Linked DNA regions of Homo sapiens: regions 1 and 2 are each linked to region 3. A link is a loop called in an ENCODE intact Hi-C map of the cell type or tissue named here. Cell type or tissue: PC-3. All regions are shown on one strand.

The links. Hi-C counts contacts between places; a loop is a spot of excess contacts. Peaks named below come from ENCODE experiments on the same cell type or tissue, not always from the same donor. Only the 100,000 strongest peaks of a DNase experiment are listed, where the experiment ranks them.
Region 1: a loop joins it to region 3, with 2.6 times the contacts of the local background. A loop is called at or near these places in 5 of 110 quality-filtered maps.
Region 2: it touches region 3 in a loop (3-fold over the local background); 17 of 110 quality-filtered maps call a loop at or near these places.

Annotation. Positions count from the first base shown.
Region 1 is chr14:52,344,841-52,352,840 of GRCh38, reverse strand. No RefSeq gene overlaps it. Among named protein-coding and RNA genes, the nearest start is that of PTGER2, 35 kb to the right of the region's middle. In PC-3, no CTCF peak of the experiment used is centred here; DNase peaks (open chromatin) are centred at 3,890 and 4,330; H3K4me3 peaks cover 1,673 bases; H3K27ac peaks cover 3,646 bases.
Region 2 is chr14:52,410,485-52,418,484 of GRCh38, reverse strand. No RefSeq gene overlaps it. Among named protein-coding and RNA genes, the nearest start is that of PTGER2, 100 kb to the right of the region's middle. In PC-3, no CTCF peak of the experiment used is centred here; a DNase peak (open chromatin) is centred at 4,234; H3K4me3 peaks cover 366 bases; H3K27ac peaks cover 735 bases.
Region 3 is chr14:52,295,721-52,303,720 of GRCh38, reverse strand. No RefSeq gene overlaps it. Among named protein-coding and RNA genes, the nearest start is that of PTGER2, 15 kb to the left of the region's middle. In PC-3, a CTCF peak has its summit at 3,823 (motif pointing left); a DNase peak (open chromatin) is centred at 3,830.

The DNA.
Region 1 (8,000 bases), 49 kb before region 3:
GAAGTTCTCATCTCTTGTGTTTTCAAGTCCTGAACGACAGGGATTATGTCTGATGCATGTTTGGTTTCCTTGTGCAATGCTTTGAAGTGTCTCCCTTCCAGGAACACACAATTCAAGAGAAAAGTAAGATAAGTACACAAACAACTATAGTTCTAAACAAATGAGCAATTGCGTTATTTGAAACGTTTTAGAGGCTATTTTAGAAAGAAACGCAGCTGTAGTATTGTCAAGTACACAGAGTAAATTGAATTCACTGCCAAGTATTATTAAATTTTAGTTACTGATGATGGCACAAGTTTTTGTTGAAATGTTAGACTTGTTTTGACCTTCAAATTGTGTTAAAAAGTTTTAACCAGTTTAAATTTGGGTGTATCAACATTTTAGTTTTCTGATAATTAGTTGGTTTGGGGCACACCGCACAGGAAAAGGAAGAACAGAGAGGTTTTACTCAGAATCAGACCACTGTGGTTGTTTTTCTCCCAGGGTGATACGTCTTTAGGGGCATAAAAGGGTTAAGGGAAAAATCGTAAAAGCACCACAGTGCTTACAGTCCCTGAGTTGCTTCACTGAATATAAAACCAAGAAATCTCCTGTTAGCCAATCATTAATCTAGGTGTTGACAGCCCATTCAGTTTACTGACATTTATATAAAGCCCAGAGAGCTGAAGAAAATCAAATCAGGTTTTAAAGCACTGGAAAGAATGACATAGTTAAAATATAAATGTCTTTCTTAAAAGTTGATCATTACTGGAGGGGAAAATATCACATCCCTGAGAGATGAAATGTTTCAGGTCAGTAATTGTACTCTGTGGGTTGTACCTATCTGGAGCTGCATAGAAATGTACTGATGTGGCCCTGAGCATCTCATGGGCCCTCCAGGGCGGAGGATGATGTCCTCCTGGGCCAGACGGCATCAGAGGAGAAAATCCACCCTGGGGGAAGATAAATGTTTTGTAATAAGTGTGAGCAATTGGCTGAAGGGAACAATTACTTTTATCTTTGCTACTGAGCCTCTGGATTCTGCCAAGTATATTTATGCTCCTTGGCAAAGACTGGATTTTAATTTCTTGGCAAAACACACACAGACATCTCTCTTACAATATCTAGTAAAAGATTCTACTTTGTAAACACTCATTCTACAGGGTTTAGAAGCTAGTGTGGGGGATTAGATCACATGTGCCTCCTTAAATCTTCAGAGAGGAAAGAATTCTTCAGGAAGGGAAAACTTCAAGGCAGTTAAGCAGAGGAGGTCTGCCTGGTGAGTTATTTAGTCTGGCTCCTCTCCTTTTAAGTGCTCTCACTGATTCTGAGAGACAGGTTGAGTTCTTGATGCCGTTTAAAAAACGTAGCCATACCCTCCAGCTCACCCTTCGGCTCCTCATGAATTCTGTGCCATCTTGGGCTTATCTTTGTTTCTAGCTGGTGTGAATGTGACGATGTAATTTCAGCACTATGAAGTCACTGAGAACACTGGAGCTAGCGGTTACTGAGGTTATTAAGTGTCACTCAGGGCAGAATTCCCTATTAAATTGAGCCAAGGATACAGGCATAAGTGAGCTCCTGGCACAGGGCACTAAACAAAACTGACAGAAAGAAAACTTTGGGTTGCTGAAACCAATGGCCTTCTCTTGTGAGCAAATGCTCTGACATGGAAAAATGCTTTGCCTAGTGAGACAGATTGCCTCCTGCCTGTGGCCATGCTACTTAGGAGGAGCCGTATGATGCGATCCTAAGGTCCGTGATCAGTGATTCTGAACAGCAACTGTTTTGTTCAAAGGTTTGTGATCTGGGACCCCAAACAGCAACTGTTTTGTTCAAAGGGAGAGGTGTTATGTAGCAAAATCATCAAGTTGATTTTTTTCCTAAGTGCTATGCATCTAGTGCATGGTAACATGTGGCCTACCTACTCTCAGCTCCTGAGATTACAGACAGGCTCCTGAGGCAAATAGCCCTTAATTAAGGTTCTGGTACTATTAACAAGGATTTAAATGTTCATAGTTTAAGCCCCCTTTTTATAATGAACAAAATGATTCTTTACACCCAGCCATACTAATTCTACAACTTCTAATCCTGAGCAAGGATGGCGAATTTGTGACACATATGAGATAGCTCTCCTTGTTTGGTGCCCTGGCAGACATTCATTCACTCATCATGACATTCCAATAAGTCTTCAGAATTCATGTCAACAGAGCGCTCAGGCAGCTGTTGCCCAAAAGGCTTCTTACAGGAGTATAAGAGTGTGTCATGGCATCCAAGAGCAGAAATGCAGGAATGGCTTGCTACTGGAACTTTTCATTTTATTGGAACCTGTCATCACTGTTCCTCCTTGAGCTTTTAGGGTAGGCAAATAATGACCCCCCGTCCCCCACCACACATAAGGTGTCCTAATTCCTGGAACTTGTAAAATGCTACTTTATATAGCAAAAGGAACCTTGCAATTAAATTAAATATCTTGAGATGGAGAATTTATTTTGGATTATCCAGGTGAGCTCAGTGTAATCACAAGAGTCCTTAGAAGCGGGTAAGAAGGTCAGAGTCAGAGAAGATGTGACCAATGGAAGCAGAGTGGAGTGATGTAGCCATAAGCCAAGGAATTCAGGCAGCCTCAGATGGAAAAAGCAAGGAAATAGAATTTCTCCTATCGCCTCTGAAAGAATGCAAACGGCCAGCCAATTTTAGACTTCTGACTTCCAGCACTGTAAGATCACACATCTGTATGTCTTAAGCCATTAAGTTTGTGGTAATTTGTTACAGCAGCAACAGGAGATTATACAGCACTCATCTCCTTTGTTTCTCTTTACTGAATGGCTTTTTCTGCCCTTTAGTTCACAGAGCAAAACATGGCCTCCCCAGAATGCCCAAGCTTACACATGGCAGGGACTGTCACACACGTAGATTCTGACTCAGCTTTCTCGTCTCCATTTCCAAATACCAAAAAGAGAATGTGCCCAGGACAGCTTGGGTCAGGGGTTTTCCCCTTGGTTGGCCAGCCAAACCCAAGGTGCAAGGCCATACCACATCATGTTTCTTGTTTTGTGTGTGTGTGTGTGTGTGTGTGTGTGTACCCATAAATATTAATATCTTGGTTCTTGTCCTTCAGTATAAAGAATTGCTTTCTAGAGATTTATAGCTAATTGTCCATGTGCTGTTTACATTACTGTTCTTAGTGTGAGATTATATATTTTTCCAAAATCACAATGACCACACTTATTTCTTCATGTGCAAAAACACAGTTTTCTTGATTGGGGAGTTATTAGAATCCTAATATTTTACTTCCATTTTTTTTGTTTGTTTTTCTCATGCCATCTTTTAAGAGCAAAAGATAGGGCATGCATCTTGATTCTTGATTAGATAATGCAGTCCATAATCCATGTAATTATCTGGCGTTGGCACTATTCACAACAGCTGCTAACTAGATACGACCTGTATGCCAAATAAATAGGATAAATTTCCTGCCCACAAGGTTATATTCTAACAAAGGAGGCTGTGTTCTAGAAAATTTTGAATAATGAGATTTGGGAAAGGATTATACATTTTATCGTGTACTCTGCTTAAAAAATAAGTATGCTCTTCTTATGTCAGAACATGCTGTGAAAATAACAGTCACTAATCTTACCAAACAGAAATTCCATCTTAATGCCATATTTACTGACATACAATATTTACAAATTTGCAGTGATTCTTAGGAAAAGAATTCCCTGCTTTATCTCCTGTGATATGGTTCAAAAAACCCAAGAATACTAAGTTAGGCTTCTGCAAGTTAGCCCTGCATTAGAAAGAAGTGTTTATTAGTTAAAAAAGTACCATGTAAATTAAGCATTCCTGTGTGCTGAGCAAGCAGGCAACGTGGACTCATACTTAGAGATCTGAACTGTGGAACCATGGAACTTCTTAGCCAACTTTGTCAGTAAGTTGTCATTTCCGTGTGGCTGTTTAAATGTTTAACACAGAATCTGCAGCCCAGAAAATCAACAGCAGATCATTTGTTAAATGAGTGAGTGGTGGTAACATTTTCCTTTTGGTATTCTTCAGAAAACATGAACTGGTGTCAGGCAAGAGCCTCAAAAGCAAATGGGCTAGGGATCACTTTTTCCCAGTTGTGATTAGAATAGCAAACGTAGTCTAAAAAACATTGATCCAACCTATAATATTATGGCTTATATTTTAGGTTTAAAATATACCTAAACCATTATTTAAGTTTAGGTTTATTTTAAACTTTATAATTTTATTTATTTAAATAAATAAATTTAAGCCAATAAGCACGTAACATGAACCCATGGACTATAAAAAATATTGGATGAATCAGAAGTGGGTAACAGTTTTTGTTCTGAATTTTGTTGCTTGGCAGCAACAGAAAGCAGCCTTAGTCGATTGCAGCGCGCACTGTCCTGAGCAAATGTCCAAGTCTCTGGGCCCTGCCCTATCCAGAGATCCCTGACTAGGGAGTGTCACCAAAGTTGTCATTATGAGGTCTCTTCAAATAAACCCAACTTGGCAACTTTCAATGCAGGAAATATCTGCCATTCTCTCTCTTTTTCTCTCTCTCACACATAAACGTTTAGTCAATTTCCTCACCGTAGCAAAATTTACACATTTATATACTTCATCTTTGCAGACTTGTGTCTTATTTCTCCACATTAATAGACTATTAGTTTTTTAATTCTAAAAAATTTCAGACTCACAGAAAGCATGGAAAGTATACAATAAAGGCATAGGTGCCCGCTATTCAGAATTAACAAATATCAACAATGTGTTTTATTTGCTTCAGTTTTTTTTTCTTTCTTTTTTTTTTTCTTAAAATAGATGGGGTCTTGCTCTGTCACCCAGGCTAGAGTGCAGTGACGTGATCACAGCTCACTGCAGCCTCAGCCTCCTGGGCTCAAGTGATCCTCCCACCTTGGCCTCCCAAAGTGCTGGGATTCCAGATGTTTGTTTGTTTGTTTGTTTTACTTTGTTTTTAATAAATGAAAATAAGGGACAACTCCTCTTCTGTGCCACCCTTACTCTATTCCTGTCCCTCCGTCCCCAGAGACAGCTGTCATCAGGAAGTTACTGGGTATCTGTCCTTCTGAGTTTTTGTACCTTTACTACAGATGTCTGTATTCATAAAAATATTTGCTTCAGTTTATGTGTTTTTAAACTTTACACAAATGTCTGTTTATTCTATAAGTGAGCTGAAACTTAACTTTTTAAACTCAACATTGTTTTTGAGTGTATATGTAATGTATATGTAGCACATTTTATTTATGCATTCATCAGTTAATGAACATTTGGGTTGTTTCCACCTTTCTTATCCATAAGAAAATATTTAGATCTAGTTTACCCATTCATTTTTAACTGATGTGTGATTCTTGTCTAATAGGGTGCAAAATATGTTTTCATTTGCATTTTCTTAATTACTAATGAGGTTGAACACATTCTCATATTTGTTTTTTCTTGGACATTTAGGTTCTTTCTTCTATAAATTGTCTGATCTTATCCTTGGCTCGTTTTTTCATTGTGTTGTTTGTATTTTCTTAGAGAGCTATAGACGTTCACTTTATAATCTTGTATGCTTTTTTGGCTACATGGGTGGCAGTGGTCTTTAAGAAGTTGTGGTTTATCTTTTTTACATCATTTATGGTGTCTTTTAATGTGTAGGAGTATTACATTTTGACGTATGCAGTTTATCACCTGTGCTTTTTTATTGTGTTAAAATATGTATAGCATAAAATTTACCATTGGTGATATTTAGCGGTGCAACCATCATCACTCAAACTTCTCATCACTCAAAAAGGGAACCCATATCCATTAAGCAGTTACTCCCCATTTTCCTCCCACCTCTGATCCTGGAAGCCACTAAGCTGTTAGCGCTATAAATTTGCTGACTCATGATATTTCGTATAAATGGATCCATACACTATATGGTCATTTTTGCCTGGCTTCTTTCGTTTAGTATAATGTTTTCAAGGTTCATCCATATTGTAGTGTGTATCAGTACTTCATTCCTTTTTATGGCTGAATAATATTGAGGTGTATGTGTATGTATATAATATGCATAATATGTATATATAGATAATATTTACACATAATATATTATGCATATATGTAATATATATGTAGCACATTTTATTTATCCGTTCATCAGTTAATGAACATTTCAGTTGTTTCCACCTTTCATAGTAGTCTGATAAACGTTGGTTAAAAAGTATCTGTTTGAGTCCCTGTTCAATTCTGGGGGGTATGGAATTGCTGGGTCATGTGGTAATTCTGTGTTTAGTTTTTAGAGAAACACCCAAAATGTCTTCTATAGCAGCTACACTATTTTGCATTTCTATCAGCAATTTATGAAAGTTCCAATATCTCCACAACTTTGCCAACACTAATTTTCCATTTAAAAAAGTGTTAACACAATTGCAGTGAATGTGAAGTGGTATCTCATTATGGTTTTGATTTACACTTCCCTAATGGCTTATGGTATTGATCATCTTCTCATGTACCTGTTAGCCATTTGTATATCTTCTTTAGGGAAACGTCTGTTCAAGTCCTTGCTATTTTTAAATGAGTTGTTCATTTTTCCATTGATGAGTTTTAAGTGCCCTTTATATATTCTGGATACTAGACCCTTATCAAATATATAATTTGCAAATATTTCTTCCATTCTATAGGTTGTCATTTTACTTTCTTGATAGTGTCCTCTCATGCACAAAAGTTTTTAATTTCTATGAAGTCCAACTTATCTATTTTTTCTTTTGGTGCTTGTACTTTTGATGTCGTATCTAAGAAACCACTGGCAAATCCAAGGTCATGAAGATTTACCCGTATTTTATTCCTAAGATTTTTTATGGTTTTAGCTCTTAGATTTAGGACTCTGATCTATTTTAATTTTTATATAACTGGACTTTCTTATAGATTTATAGACATTCTTTCTGTATTTTCAATATTAATGGTTTGGTTTTGGCTACATGGATGGCAAACATCTTTTAGAGTTTCTGGCTTGTCTTTTTATTTTATGCATGGTGTCTTTTATTGTGGAATAGTATTACATTTTTATGTATACAATTTATCATTTGTGCTTTGGGGGTCTTTATAGGAAATTTTTCTCTACTTAAGGTCATAAAATTATTTGCCAGTATTTTAATATTTTCCTCACCTTTATGTCTACACAATTTATCTGGAACTGATTTATATATACGATGAGTTAGGGAGCTAATTCTTTTTTCCTACATGGACAACTAATGGTCTCAACAGTGTTTATTGGCTTTCCCTCCTAATTTGTAAAACTACCTGTGTCATATACCAAGTTCCCATATATGATAGCCCTTTTCTGGGTTCTCGTTACTTATGCCTCTTCCAATACAACCTGATTTTAATTACGGGAGATTTATCATAAATCTTAGTATCTAGTATGGCAAGGACCCTCTCCTGGTTCTTCTTCAAAATTGTCTTCATGTGGCAGACAGAGTAATGACCCTCTTTCAAAGAGGTCCCATCCTAATCCCTAGAACCTTTCTTTTTTGCATGGCAAAAAGGACTTTTCAGATATAATTAAGTTAAAGATCTTGAGATAGAGAAATAATCCTGGATTATCCAGGCAGACCCAATGTAATCAGAAGGGTCTTTATGAGAAAAAGGGAGAAGTGTCAGAATCAGAGAAGAAGATATGATGATGGAATCAGAGGTCAGAGTGACGTGGCCATCAGCCAAGGAATGCAAGCAGCCTCTAAAAGCTGGAAAAGACTCCAGCTTTGTTCTTTTTGCTTAGGATTGCTTTGGCTATTTGGCCTCTTTTTTGGTTCCATATGAATATTAGGAGTTTTTTTTTTCTAATTCTATAAAAAATGATATTGGTATTTTGACAGGAATTGGCAGTATGGTTATTTTTACAATATTGATTCTTCCAGTCCATGAGCATGGGGTATATTTCCATTTATTTGTGTTATCTGTGATTTCTTTCAACAGTGTTTTCTGGTTCTCCTTGTAGAGATCTTTCACCTCCTTGGTTAAGTATATTTCCAGGT
Region 2 (8,000 bases), 110 kb before region 3:
GGGAACCCCTGGTTAAAGGGATTTTTCTGTCTTTCTTTCTTTCTTTTTTTTTTTGAGACAGAGTCTCACTCTGTCTCCCAGGCTGGAGTGCAGTAGTGCAATCTTGGCTCACTGCAACCTCCCCCTCCCAGTTTCTAGCAATTCTCCTGCCTCAGCCTCCTGAGTAGCTGAGATTACAGGTGCCCACCACCACGCCTGGCTAGTTTTTGTATTTTTAGTAGAGACGAGGTTTCACCATGTTGGCCAGGCTGGTCTCGAACTCCTGACCTCGTGATCCACCCGCCTCGGCCTCCCATAGTGCTGGGATTACAGGTGTGAGCCACCACGCCCAGCCAGTTAAGGAGATTTTTCTGAAGCTCTTAAGGAGTAGAATCAGAGCTTGAACCAGGCATGCAGACTGCAAGTCAAGGGTGTTTCCCATAGACCACAAGTTAGGTAGGAGCAGTTGATGGGAGGCGAGGGGTAGGGGTAGAGGGATGGATGTTGATGGAGGTGAATTAAAATCTTATGGCAATTTTCCTTTAAAAACAATTTTTTTTTAAAGTGAAGATGGAGTGACAGTCAAGATCAGAAATTTTCAGATTGGTAACATTTTATGGGATGTTGTTAGTATGGATGTTCATCATGTGAGTGTAATCTTTCTGTTTCTAGGCATGAAAAGCAGGAAATGCAGGAAAACAAGACAGAGGAAATGGTAGATCCATTTGTATCTTTTAAGGAGACATGGTGAAAAAAAATCCATGATAAGCTGTAAACCTGAAGATGAATCATGAAAAAATAATTGCCATGAAACTGTAGTAAATTCCCAGGTGTGTGGGGAAGAGAGACTCCATGTTTTAGAAGATAAATTACACTCAAGTCCCAAGAAGGAAGATCTGAGTGGTAGATGTTTCCATTTTTATATTACTAATGATGAAACTAAGGCTCAGAGAGGTAAAGGAGCTTGCCTAAGATGCTCTGAAAATATGTGGGAGAAACCACCAAACCATTATTATAATAAATGATCATAAATGATAAAATAAAGAAAAACCCATAAGAGAGGAAAATAAACGCCAGGACACTGTGAAAGGCCTGGCAAATGCAACCTACAATCCATTTTGTGATATTGATGAACTATAACATCGATTTACCCTGTTTTTGTCACCAAAGGAAGCCACTGAGCCATGGTTATGAGATTTCTTCTTGGACATTTGAAAGTGAGATTTTCCAAATTCTTATTTTTCAGAAGTTGATGAATTTCAGCCCTAGGCAGGATTTTTATAAAACAAATTTAAGGGAGAATATATTTTAGATAATTTATTTGTGCTGCCATTTATCACCTGTTGGTTGAAGACTGGTGTTTTAGGTGATGCTGTTATAAGTAGTACTGCAAACACTTTCTGCTTTTAAGTGTGTACAGGTCTCAGAATCTGAATTACATGGTATAGTGCTTTTGTAAAGTGTATGTTTTCAATGGTATAAAGGACTTTTAAAGTTTATTTTGATATTTTAAATCATCAATCACCTGTATATAGAATTTGTTGTTTTTCACCTTTTCTACGTTGTTACAAATGTATCCCAGTCACTCGGCCATAGTTGTCTAGGTTTTCACAAAGGTGTTTCTTTTCTCCATGTCTTTTCCAAAAGACTTTCCAAGCTCTAGGATTCAAGGCAGACCTCTCATACCTCTTACATCTTACTTAAATCTGATTTGGGCTTCAGGGAAAACACTGAAGACACAACCAGTACCTGAAACATTTTTAGTCTTAGTGTTTTGATTTATCCTTGGTCACTTCCCCTAGCCTATGAAGGGAATTTCTGATTGAGTTCTGCATCTCTGATTTTTAAAATTTTGATCATAATTCATTTTTCCTGAGAAAGCATTTTTATATTTTAGGAGTATAAACCCAAGAATTCACAAAGGTATTTTTTCTTATAGGAATGCATGAGATGATTTGCCTTTCTAAAAGTAAATGTAAAACCTATAAACTATGTGATTATACTTTCCCAAGTTTCTAGGAATCAACCCAAGTGCAATTATTATAAACATGTAAGAAATCATGTCTACCATTGAAAATATAAAATTTAAAAATATATATTTGTTCATAACAGAACCTATAATCAGCAACTTCTTTGTTTTCCTTGTCTTACTGTTCCTTCTTGTAATTGTTGACAGACACGCATTTTAAAAAGAATGAAAGTTCAGTATTTGTGGGAAAGAATTTCAGAGTTATTTCTAGTAATTCCCTTGCTCCCTTAATGAGCCGGTATGAGATTTTTTTTAATGTGTAGAAGACTTTATTTTGTTAACACTTGCTCTAATCTAGCTTCATAAAGTGGAAGTTTTCTCTCTCCACTGATGCTATGGGAAATCTGAGAATTCAGGCCCTATCCATTGCTGTTGGTCCATCCCCCTGAAAATGATCTTTAGCTTTTGGTCTGCTAGAGAAAAATAATGATTTTTATGGCTCCAAAGTGTCCTTTTAAAATAGAGATTTTTTTGATATCTTTCAACTCACCTTTTATGTTTTCTGATAATAATAAAATAATCCTCTGAGTAAATGCCCTTTTATACAGATGTGTGACAAGTAGTTGAATGGACAGAACTTCTAGTTGAATAAATAATTTTGTACTTTTTTAAAATTAAGAATTACTTTTTTTTTTTTGAGACAGAGTCTGGCTCTGTGCCCAGGCTGGAGTGCAATGGTGCTATCTTGGCTCACTGCAACCTTGACCTCCCAGGTTCAAGCGATTCTCCTGCCTCAGCCTCCCGAGGAGCTGGGACTACAGGCACACGCCACCATGCCCAGCTAATTTTTTTTTTTTTTTTTGTATTTTTGGTAGAGACGGGGTTTCACCATTTTGGCTAGGATGGTTACTATCTCTTGACCTCATGATCCACCTGCCTCAGCCTCCCAAAGTGCATTACAGGCATGAGCCACTGCGCCTGGCCCAAGAATTACTTTTTAAATGAAAATCCACAGATTCTTGTTTTATATTTTTGGATTTTCAGATCTTGATATCTTTTCAAGAAAGGCATAGTCTTGATAAATAATATTCAAAAATATATTAACATAAATACTATGTATGTTCCTGTAATTTCAGAGCTTCACTATGTATGCCCATATATGTATATGTGTATATATGTGTGCCTGTGTGTGCGTGTGTTTCTGGTACAAATTGATTTAATAAACTATTTGAAGAAAAAACTATCCCTGATTACCTAAGTCAGATTTTATCATATGAAATTTAGCACATTGTGTAGTTTGTTCTATTCCGTGTGTTTCTGAATTGTTTTAGTTGTCATTAGTGCTCTCTGATAGTTACCAAAAAAAATAGTTGTAAATATTTGTAACATCAGGAATCTTGTTTCACCTTTGGTTTAATAGTCTAAAATTCTTTGATCCTGAATACAAAGAGAAGTCCCAGAACATTTAGGAAGGTTGATGGAAGGGTAATTGGAACCCAGGACTACATTCTATCTACACATGCACCTAGTAAGCTAGAGGCTGACTGCTGAAACTGCAGGTAGAGGTGGCTCTGTTAGAGGACCTGTGCTTGCTTATGCAGAGCTCCACTCCACAAATATCCTATATCTAAGGAGGGATTTTTTTACTTGGGGTCTGTAATACACATAGGTAAAGTGGAGTGTACATGAACATGTATGCATTCTTCTGGGGGTTAGACCCATTTTTCTTTTTTTTTTTCGGTGGTAGGGGGGGATTGGAGGGGGACGGAGTCTAGCTCTGTCACCCAGGCTGGAGTGCAATGGCATGATCTTGGCTCAGTGGAACCTCTGCCTCCCAGGTTCAAATGATTCTCCTGCCTCAGCCTCACCAGCAGCTGGGATTACAGGCGCCCACCACCCCACCCCGCTATTTTTTTGTATTTTTAGTAGAGATGGGGGTTTCACCATGTTGGCCACGCTGATCTTGAACTCCTGACCTCAAGTGATCTGCCCGCCTTGGCCTCCCAAGCGCCCGGCCCTAGACCCATAGCTTTCTTTAGGTTGTCAAAGAGTTTCATGACTGCAAAAAAGGCAGAAAAACTATTAAAGCTAACAAGATGACTGTATCCAATTAACTATTTATTTCAGTTTTTCTAAATATCGCTTAATAGCCTGAAACATAAATTTATCATGATTCTCTTCTCTGCTTCTTAAAACCCAGATGCCAGTCAACAAATTAAAGAAACTTTATTGACATGAATGGTACAGGCATATGACTAAAGCAGAGAAAGTACAATACGGTTTCATTTTATGAGAGTGACGTGTTCCTGAAGACTTGGCAATATTCAAAACTTGCATATTTCATGTTTAATTGCTCCCATAGAACTGACAAAGATGTTTACTAGCAAAACTGGCCAAGACATACGCCAATAGCATAAACACAGTTGTTAATTCCCTCATCCCTCCTCCAACTTAAAATCATAATTCTTCAAGATAAAAAAATTGTATTTACATCATTTCTAGTTTTGTGCTGAAAGTGAAACTTTATTGATATTTTTAGTTCAGCCTTTTTAAGTGAATTAAAGTTTTCCACAGAACACTGAGTCAAAATGAAAATTAAACACACACGTACACACGCTACTGGGTATATATCCAAAGGAGATGAAATCACTATGGTGAAGAGATATCTGTACTCCCATATTTATTTTAGCCCTATTCACACTATGCAAGATACAGAATCAATCTAAATGCCCAGCAATGAATAAACGGAGAAAGAAAAAAATATGGTAAATATACACAATGGAATACTGTTCAGCCATAAAAATAGGATGAAATCCTGACATTTGTGACATGGATGAACCTGGAGGACATTATGTTAAATGAAATAAGCCCAGCTGGGCGCAGCGGCTCACACCTGTAATCTCAGCACTTTGGGAAGCTGAAGCGGATGGATCACTTGAGGTCAGGAGTTCGTGACCACCCTGGCCAACGCAGTGAAACCCTGCCTCTACTAAAAATACAAAAATTAGCCGGGTATGGTGGTATGCATCTATAATCCCAGCTACCCGTGAGGCTGAGGCACGAGAATCGCTTGAACCTGGGAGGCAGAGGTTGCAGTAAGCCGAGATCGCGCCACTGCACTCCAGACTGGGCAACAGAGTGAGACTTTGTCTCAAAAATAAGTAAATAGATAAAAAAAGCCAGGTCTAGAAACTCAAATATTGCTTGGTCTCATTCACATGTGGGAGCTAAACAAGCTGATTTCATAGAAGTAGAGAGTATAGTGGTAGTTACCAGAGACTAGGGTGGCTAGAGGGGTAGGGTATAGGAAGATGCTGGTCAAAGGATACATAATTACAGTTAGATAGGAGGAGTAAATTTCAAGATATCTATTGTATAGCAAGGTGACTATAGTTGATGGTATATTGTATTATTGAAAAATGTAAACAGTGGAAGTTATGTGCTCTCATTACAAAAATGACAGCTATGTGAGTTAATGTATTTTTAAACTAGCTAGAGTTGTTAACCATTCTACAATGTATATATACTTCAAAACATCATGTATACAATAAAAACATACAATGTCATCTGTCAATTTTTTAAAATGGCTGCCCTGATCCAACACATGAGGCCAAAATAAGAGTGGTACCAGCATAGTAATGTGTGTAGTTCAGCTTGGGAGTGGGTTTAGAGGGGCCCGTTCTGAGACTTGGGCTGTGTAGTGTAAAAGTACACAACTTACATTCCAAAAACTTTCTGAGTGATTAAATAATGCATGAGTGAACCATACTGTATTGGTTATTCAGCCACTCCTTTCTGAATCTTTTTTTTTTTTTAGGTTAAAGAGCTAATAGTCTTTTGAAAAAGAAGTATGAGCTCAGCTTTCAAAAGGCAAAAATTTTATTTTCATCATTTACATCCCTGGTAACAAGAACCAGCTGCTAGGAAACAGGTCCCAGTTATGTATGAAACTCCAATCTGCTAGAGTTTCAACCTCAATTTATCAACCTCAAATATTAATAGATCTTTAATGAAAAGCTTTTCGTTTCTGGCAGAACTTTGGTGATGAATTTCTACTCTAGGATTCATTTTTGAGATAAGCCAAATTCACTAAAATTAGGCCTTCTTTACTCTGCTTGTGGCCCTTGCTCGACCTGTAGTTTTGGACATTAATCATTTCAAAGTAGCATCTTTTGATCACATTGGCACTACAAGATGCTTTTTTCATCTCTGGTCAGCAATTTTTTGAGCCTTTCTTATTTCTACATGAGCCAGGAAACTCAGCCCAAGCTGGGTTCAGCTACTATGTTAGCTAATTCTATGTGCCAACTTCTCTAGGTTATTGTGCCTAGTTGTTTGATCAAACACCAGTCTAGATGTTGCTGTGAAGGTATTTTTTTAGATGTAACTAACATTTAAATCAGCAGACACTAAGTAAAGCAGATTAACCACTATGGTGTGAGTGGGTCTCATATAGTTAAAGGCCTTAAGAGAAAAGACTGAGGTCTCAAGGAAGAAGTTCTGACTCCAGTCTGGCTTGGGACTCAGGAAGGCATCAATTCCTGATGGAATGTCTAACAGATTTCAGACTGCCAGCCCCACAATCACATGAGCCAATTCTTTAAAAATATCTTTTTTTTTTTTTTTTTTTTTTGAGACGGAGTCTCTCACTGTGACCGGGGCTGGAGTGCAACGGCGCGATGTCGACTCACTGCAATCTCCGCCTCCTGGGTTCACGCGATTCTGCTGCCTCAGCCTCCTGAGTAGCTGGGATTACAGATGCACACCACCACACCTGGCTAATTTTTTTTTTTTTTTTTTGAGATGGAGTCTTGCTCTGTTGCCAGGCTGGAGTGCAATGGCGTGATCTTGGCTCACTGCAACCTCCACCTCCTGGGTTCAAGCGATTCCCCTGCCTCAGCCTCCCAAGTAGCTGGGACTACAGGCACGTGCCACCATGCCCGGCTAATTTTTTGTATTTTAGTAGAGACGGGGTTTCACCATGTTGGCCAGGATGGTCTTGATTTCCTGACCTTGTGATCTGCCCACCACAGCCTCCCAAAGTGCTGGGATTACAGGTGTGAGCCACCGTGCCCGGACAAAATAGTCTTTATTTTATATATATAAATATTATATGTAAGTATATTCATATATAAAGATATTTAAGGGATATATATATTTATTTAAGGAGTGAATACACACACACAAATTATACTGGTTCTGTTTCTCTGAAGAATCTGATACAACTCAGATGAGCCTTATTAGTGGAGTGGGATTATTCATGCCCGCTGGGAGCAAATTAGATCAATGATTCTAAAACAATGGGCCTATGGAAGTGCATCAGGCACTGCTAATGGGGAGAAGGAAGGTGCTGACAGCTGGTACTCTGTTCCCCCTTCCTGAGCTTCAACCAGAGTGACTTGACTTCTGTTTATTTCATATATTGGAGGGTGGTATGAATGGTACTTAAAAAAATTCCAGTGCTAAAAATAAAACTTACAGATTTATGGTTAAGATAGACCAATATCTCAAAGTTTAAGTATGTATGGTGTCTGCATGAAATTTTTTACAAAATAATTTTTCATTGATGATGAGGTCATATCTCAAAATGGTCCAAATATATATTTTGTAGTCAATAAGATATTCCTATGATAAGGATTTTTTCAGGACATATTCCATCCCAGTAGCTTGATGTTACCCAGCTCTATAGTTTTATAAATATGTAGGAAAATACAATTTACTTTGTTTCCCAAATGTAAGTCCATCTTCTGAAGTGGCCTTTAATTATGGCAGTAATCTCTAAAATCATAAAAGGCAGGGAAATGTGTATTTGATGTCATGTTCCTGATTTGTTTTTATAAGATTCATGAAAAGACTAAACCAAGGTGTGGACACAGGATCGGGGACTAGATGGATCCTCTTTTGGCTGTTATAGCAGGAACTATAACAGGAAGGGACTATGACAGGAACTATAGCAGGAAGAAAGAAAAACGTGCCTTGGAATTCATAAAATTCTGAAGTAATGGTGACAGGTGTGAAGTGGAATAAAAGCCTGGGGTGTTGTGGGCTGAGG
Region 3 (8,000 bases):
TTTCTTCCACTGAAGCAGGATGGAAGCCAGTGTATGTGGGCACAGGTGCGGTAGTGTGCTGGAGCTGGTAGCGCAGGATGAGGAGGTTGTGGAAGAAAAAAAGAGGGAATGTTGGTGATTTCAAGTAGAAAAGATCTGTATTACTTCCTGAAATAGAAAAGTGCATTCACTGGGAAAATGTGGTCATTAATATCCTAATGAGGATAAAACGTAGTGGAACTTGGCATTTATAAAGGCAGGATGCCACACTTCCTTGTGAAGCTGGTTTCACATCCATTGTTCTAGATCTCAGTGGATGGCATCATTGCCCATGCAGTTGCCCAAGCTAGAAACCTGGAGTCATCCTTGACTCTTTCCTCTTCCTTGGCCTCTACATCTAAATAATCACCAAATCCCGTCGGTGATTATTTCTTATGTGTTTGTTTATTTATTCAGGGCCTCTCTGTCACTCAGGCTGGAGTACAGTGGCACGTTAGCTTACTGCAGCCTCGACTTCCTGGGCTTGAGCAATCCTCCTGCCTTGGCCTCTGATAGTGCTGGGATTGTGGGCATGAGCCATGGCATCTTGCCCTTGTGACTACTTCTAAACACACTGAGAGCTGTTCACTTCTCTGTATACCCACTGCTACTTTCTTAGGGCTGGTTACTTAAATCACTGCAGGTTAGGTCCCTCACTGGATTTCCAGCCTCTAGTCCTATTCACGTCTGTGAAATACTCTATATTGTAGCCTGATCACCTGATCATTCCAAAAAGGAGATCTGATCATGATACTCCTCTGCAATGCCTGTTCAATGTCACTTGATCGCCTTCAGGTGAAAGTCTAAATTCTCCAACTTGGCATATAAGACTCTTCATGCCCTGGCTCCTGCCTACCTCTCCACGAGACCGTGTTGTTGTCGGAGAAGAGACAACAACAATAAAATTTTGAAAACTGATAAGAAAATGGACAACAAATCACTGAGTTGGCAAATAAGGATAGTTTTTATGACATGAATTGTAAACCTGAAAATTAAAAAGTGAAACTTTTTTATAGTAGACAAAACGTACACAGATATATGGTATAAGAGTATTTCTAAATCAATGACAGAGAAGAACATAAACAGAAAATATTAAGCATAAATTGGGGACTGAGATAATGCCCAGAGGAAGGAATATTATCTGTAAAATCTAAGTTAAAAAGTATGTCCAATGCAAAGGCCTATGATACAATGGACTTTGGGGAGTGGGGGAAAGGGCGGGAGTGGGGTGAGAGATAAAAGACTACAACTGGATACAGTGTACACTGCTTGGGTGATGGGTGCACCAAAATCTCAGAAATCACCACTAAAGAACTTATTCATGTACAAAAATAAATAGGTAGACAAATACAAAAGAAATGCTAAAAATATTTTTTAATGGAAAATAAAAATAAAAAGTATGTCCAAATTGGGAGCCCACCCTTACCCAAATTTGCAACAATTTGAACATCAAAAAGAATATTGATTTAATGAATTGAATCACACTAAATTTTAAAAATCCATATTTCTATAGGGACATTAAAAAAAGAGAAAGCCAAAAAGAGAACTTGTAAGCCATCATTTGAGATGGCTTGACAATTGACTTCATACTTTGACAATTGGTAATGAAAGAAAGAATTAAGCATTTATCTAACCTTTATGTAAGAAATGTATCTTAGAGTAACCAAATAGCTCCAGCTGAAAGAGAAAGTTCTATTTTCAGAAGAATGCTTGCCAAGAATGTAGAAGAATGACAGAATTAGAAAATCAGCATTCTGTCACTCAATAAAAGGCTTAGACTATTACCCTAACCTAGGGATGAATCTTAGCAAGCAATTACTATTTATGTTCTCTAATATGATGAAGATGCAATGTGAAGTATACCACCATCTATGATAGATTTAAAAATTAACTTGAATTCATCGTATTTAGTTTTAACTTCAGATGTAAACTTCAGCAGTTGAGGAACAAGTTGAATGCCATGGTAAATGGCAAGCAGACAAAGTCAGGAATTAGGAAAACTGGCCTGGTTGGCTCTTCAACAAGTCAGAGTCATTAAAAAGAAGAAAGATAGGGCTGGGTGCAGCGGCTCATGCCTGTAAGCCCAGTACTTTGGGAGGCTGAGGTGGGTCGATTGCTTGAGCCCAGGAGTTTGAGACCACCCTGGGCAACATGGCAAAATCCTATCTCTATTTAAAAACACAAAAAATAGCTGGGCATGGTGGTGCCCACCTGTAGTCCCAGCTACTTGGGAAGCTGAATCAGGAGGATTGATTGAATCCAGGAGGTCGAGGTTGCAGTGAGCTGTGATTACACTGCAACACTGCAGCCTGGGTGATAGAGCAAGACTTTGTCGCAAAACAAAAAAAAAGGAGGAAGAAGAAGAGAAATCGGGCTCGATCAAGAGACTCAAAGGACATTTCAGCCAGAAGCAATGCATGGTTCTGGATTGGGCTGTGGGTTGAACAAATGAACTATACGGGACACTTTGGGAATAAATTGTGGAAACTTGAATATGGACTAGATATTAGATAAGATAAAAATGTATTGATATGGAAAGCTGGAGAACCTTAAGTTAAATTAGCAGGGGTTTTGGGTTTTTGGAGGGTAACTTTCTACAATGCTCACATCCTTTTAAATAATAAAAAGTGATTACAATACTAAGTAGTAGTAGTAGTTTGAAAGTGCAAAGAAGATGGATGAAGATGTCCCGACAGGCAGGGAGTGAAGCTCACCACCTCCGTTTTGGGCAAGGGCTCCACAGCGGGGATGGTCCTGCAGGATCCTGGCCTTTTATCTCATCTGTTAGACTACACCCAATAGAGGAAATGAGATTCCTGAGCAAGCCTTCCCCAAATAGAAAAGTTTTATGGGGCATTTCTACCTCTAGATTCCATGTGAAATAATTCATCTGCTGTTCTCTTACGACTTGTTATGTTATTTGAAAAGATGTTCATTGTTCAGGTCAGAAGAAAAAAGAGTTCTCAGGTTCCTATCATCCCCATCTTCTATTGCCTTTTTTGTTGTCTGGGTGTATAAAGATGGAAGGAGGAATAAGTACTTGTGAAGAAGCTATGGTTGTTCATGTTGCTCTTGATTCCAAGAAGCTTTGTGGCAAAACTGGGTTACAGAAGGAAATTATGCACCGTAATTAGGGTTTTTGAAATTCAAATCGAACAAACTTGAGAACATTTAGAGTGGACTCAGAGCTAGAAAGTGGCTGACCCTGAGGACCGTCCAAAGCGAAACCCCATCTCCTTTTGCAATTGGCATAGCAAGAGACACATTGGATTGTTGATCAGATTTGCCCTGCCTGGGTAGGCACCTAGTCAAATTAACTAATACATCAAAGATACAAATTCTTTCCTTTCCTTTTCTTGGTGCTCTGCGGAACTCAACATTAATAGGATACCAACAACAAACAACAACAACCAAAAAAAAAAAAAAAAAATTAAATGGGCTGATAGCACTTTTCTTTGGAAGTTTAAGGAAAAGTTATTAAACTATAATTCCATGTCAGTAACATTAGGACTTTGAGAGTAGCTTGCATCCTTGATTTTCTTTTCCTTTTCATCATTTTCCTGTCTACTGGGAACTTCAACTCAAAAAGATGATATATTCAATGCAAGAAAATTGATGTCACTTAAAAGCAGCTCTAATAATAGAAAATAAATTATTTATAGCTAGAGGGTGTCTTCTGTATCTAAGACTAGATTATCTACACCAGACTACACTACTGATAAACTGCAGTAGATTACTGTGTTTTCTTGCCCTTCTAAAATTCTTGACTATTGTGAAACATTGTCATGGTTATGAAGTATTTTAAGCACTTGTGCTCCCTCTAGAGGAGCAATATAAAAAAACTCAGGGCTGTCAGTGTTTGCCAAGATTTTGAGGTTAAATTTTGGTGTCATTTAAAGAAGAAAGAACTCATGTGGAAATAATTATCAAAATCTAATTTTAATTAACTATAATTTATAAATTATAAAAGTAGCAATTCTCCATAATCATACATTTTAATATTACTGTTTCTAAATTGAAATATGTCTTTCCACTTTTGTCTGCTATACAATACACATACAATGCTGCTTCCTGTTTTATTTTCTCATATTGTATTTTCTTTTTAATTTTTTAACTGTTTTTCGAGACAGGGTCTCATTCTGTCGCCCAGGATGCAGTACAGTGGTTCAATCTCCGCTCACTGCAACCTCTGCCTCCTGGGCTCAACCGATCCTCCCACCTCAGCCTCATGAGTAGCTGAGACCACAGGTGCTTGCCACCACGCCCGGTTAATTTTTTGTATTTTTGATAGTGACGGGGTTTTTGCTATTGTTACCCAGGCTGGTCTTGACTCCTGGCCTCCAACAATCTGCCCACCTCGGCCTCCCAAAGTGCTGGGATTATAGGCGTGAGCCACCGCGCCTGGACTACTTCTTGTTTGTTTGTTTGTTTTTGAGACGGAGTCTCGCTCTGTCGCCCAGGCTGGAGTGCAGTGGCGTGATCTCGGCTCACTGCAACCTCTGCCTCCCGGGTTCAAGCGATTCTCCCACCTCAGCCTCCCAAGTAGCTGAGATCACAGGCGCCCACACGTAAAAAATTAGCCATGCATGGCTAATTTTTTATATTTTAGTAGAGACAGGGTTTCACCATTTTGCCCAGCCTGGTCTCGAACTCCTGAGCTCAAGCAATCTGCCCACCTCGGCCTACCAAAGTGCTAGGATTACAGGTGTGAACCGCCGCGCCCGGCCTTACTTCTTATATTTTCCGAGTAACATTCTAATTATCATATCTACTGAGTAAATTGTAGTAATTTCTCCCACTGCTGGACAGCTAGATTGTTTTTAATTATTCAAGAACAACTACATTGAACATTCATTTGCATGTAGCATTTTCATGTTTGGGGTCTGTTCCAAGGAGTGAATCTCAGCCTTGAAATTACTAAATCAGAGAATATGATCTTTTGGGGAAATGACAGTACATATTTACACATTACTTCCTAACACAGTTGTGCTAATTTATAAATCATCAGCAATGTATGAAAATATCGATTTCAACACACCCTCCCACCACTGGGTACTACTTTTAAAAAAATGTTTGGATAATTTGGTGGGTGAAAAAATGCCATTTCATGGCTTTAATTTGAACTTTTCTGACTTTTGGTGAGGTCAAACATTTTTCCAAGTTCATGAGTTTTATTTTCTCCTTTGAGAATTCTCTGTTCATGTTTTTTACGCATTTATCTTTGGGGACAATGCTTTCTTAGTTATGTGAGCTTTTACGATCATTACAAGTATAATTACCACTACCACCACTACTAATTAGCTATCATTTGTTGGTCAACCATAATGAGTAGAATATTATGCCAAGAGCTTTATGTATATTTATGCCTTGCCACAACCTGCAAGAAGGAAGGAAATTGAGGTTTAGAGAAGCTAAATGACTTATCCAAGACCACATGGCCATGGACGAAATACTTTCTACTATCGCCTCTGCTTCATATAAAGATATAATAGAACCATGTCCTGATGAAGCCATTTCTGTCAACAATGGACTGCGTATATGGTGGTCATACAGTAAGCCAAAGTTAATTTACTATCAAAGAAAAAACCCTATTTTTAATTAAAAATAAATGTAATGTAAGTGTACAATGTTTATAAAGTCCACAGTAGTGTATAGTAATGTCCTAGGCCTTCACCTTCACTCACCACCCACTCACTGTCTCATCCAGAGCAACTTCCAGTCCTACAAGTTCCATTCATGGTAAGTGCCCCACACAGGTGAACCATTTTTTCCTTTAATACTATATTTTTACTGCACCTTTTCTATGTTTAGATATGTTAGACACACAAATACTTAGCACTGTGTTACAATTGCCTACAGTTTTCAATATAGTAACATGCTGTACTGGTTTGTAGCCTAGGAGCAATAGGCCATACCATATAGCCTAGGTGTGCAAACCTGTACCATCTGGGTTTGTGTAAATACGGGGTATGATGTTCTCACTACAAACTGCCTAATCACACATTTCTCAGAATGTATCTCTTCATTAAGCAATATGTGACTGTATATTTTTATTAATATATAAAATACATTAACTCTTGGCAATATTTTTCCCAGGCCTGTCTGCCCTTTTATTTTACCTACTTTTTTTGACATAAAGAAGTAGCAAATACTAATGTAACTGTAACCTTTTCAAAGCCAAACACATCTTGGTTTTCATTATATTTCATAATGGCTATTTGCAGTAATAAAAAGATCAGACAGGATTGGCTTTCTTTAAAAAAAAAAATTAGGGTTTAGATGAATGTGCTCCAAATTGTCAAACAGTTATTCCTAAATCATAGATTGACAACTTTTGTCTTCCTCATTGATTTGTGAGGCATTCTTTGTTATTCATATACTAAGACCGTATTTGGACTTAACTGTTTCATTGATCTAGGCCATTCTTTGTACACTTACCACATTGTTTTAATTATCATATCATTGTAAGATGATTAAAACAGAATAAGACTCACCATCTAACAAATATTTTTTTTCTGAATTTTCTCCCCTTTTTATTCTCTGAGTGAACTTTGAGATCATTTTGTCAAAGTAGGCAAAAACCCCCCAAAACCTATGTTTTTCTTTTAAAGAAAGAACTCAAAGCAGCAGAGATTTTGATTGTGGTTACATTAGACCTATAAATTAATTTTGAACATTATTTTTATATCCAGTCTTCCTAATCAGGAATAATCATCTGGTTACTTTTTCAAGTTTTATTTTATATTTCTCAATATAATTTGTATTTTTACTTCATGTTGTCACTACATGTCTTGTTAAGATTATTTCCAGGCATTACATATGTTTTAGTTGCTATTGCATATAGGACCTTTTGTTCGTTGGTTTGTATATGTTTCTGCTAGTATATAAACATATTATTAATTCCATATTGTCATATTTATAAGCTCTTATTTATTTTAATAGTTTATCAGATAATTCCTTTATATTTTATAGACATACAATATCATTTTTAAATGATATATTTCTTCTTGTGTGTGTAGTAAAGAGTCACCACAGCAGACCTGAGACTGCTATTTTTAGAAAGACCTGCTTGCAAGGTTGTCCATGGTTGACATCTGGTAACCTGGATTTTTGGAGGGTTCCCACCATTTCTTACATGATAAGGGTGGTTTATTTTGTTGGGATTGCTTTCTGCACACAATATAGTTTATGCCGAACACCTGCTATTTGTCTAGGAATTTGAAATTTTGGTATGTGCCAGGCATAGGCTGCCTACGCCACCAACTCTCCCCAAACCTTGGGTACTGAGTCTCTAGTGAGTATCCCTGATGGGTAACACTTCATTCGTATTGTTACCTTGTTGCTGGAGAAGGAAGCACATCTGTGTGCCTCTGATGGGAGAAGCCTCTAGGAAGTCTGCATCTGGCTTCCTCCTGACTTCATTCCATGTGATTCTTCCCTTTGTTTTTTTGCTTTGTATCCTTTCCGTGTAATCAACCATAGCCATGAGTGCAACTGTGTGCTGAGTCCTGCGAGTCCGTCTAGAGAAGCCTCGAAACCAGGGGTGGTCTTGGGACCCTTGACGCAATTTGTAATGCTTATCTGTTCTGTGTGGTATTTTTGGTCAAGTCTAGGTATCAATATTGATGGAGCTGCTCTGGGTGACCAGATGGCAAAAGGTTGGACCCCTCCCGATGTGATGCTCTGCCATCTCCTCTCATGTGCCCTACTCTTGCGAGGCTCTGGGAAGCTGACTTTGAAAATTACTTGTCCCAGCCGGGCACAGTGGTTCATGCCTGTAATCCCAGCACTTTGGGAGCGCTAGGCTGGTGGACTGCTTGAGCCCAGGAGTATGAGACCAGCCTGGGCAACATAGTGAAACCTTGTCTTTATAAGAAATATAAAAAATTAGCTGGGCATGGTGGCATGTGCCTGTAGTCCCAGCTACTCAGGAGACTGAGGTAGGAGGATCGTGTGAGGCCAGAAGTTTGAGGCTGTAGTGA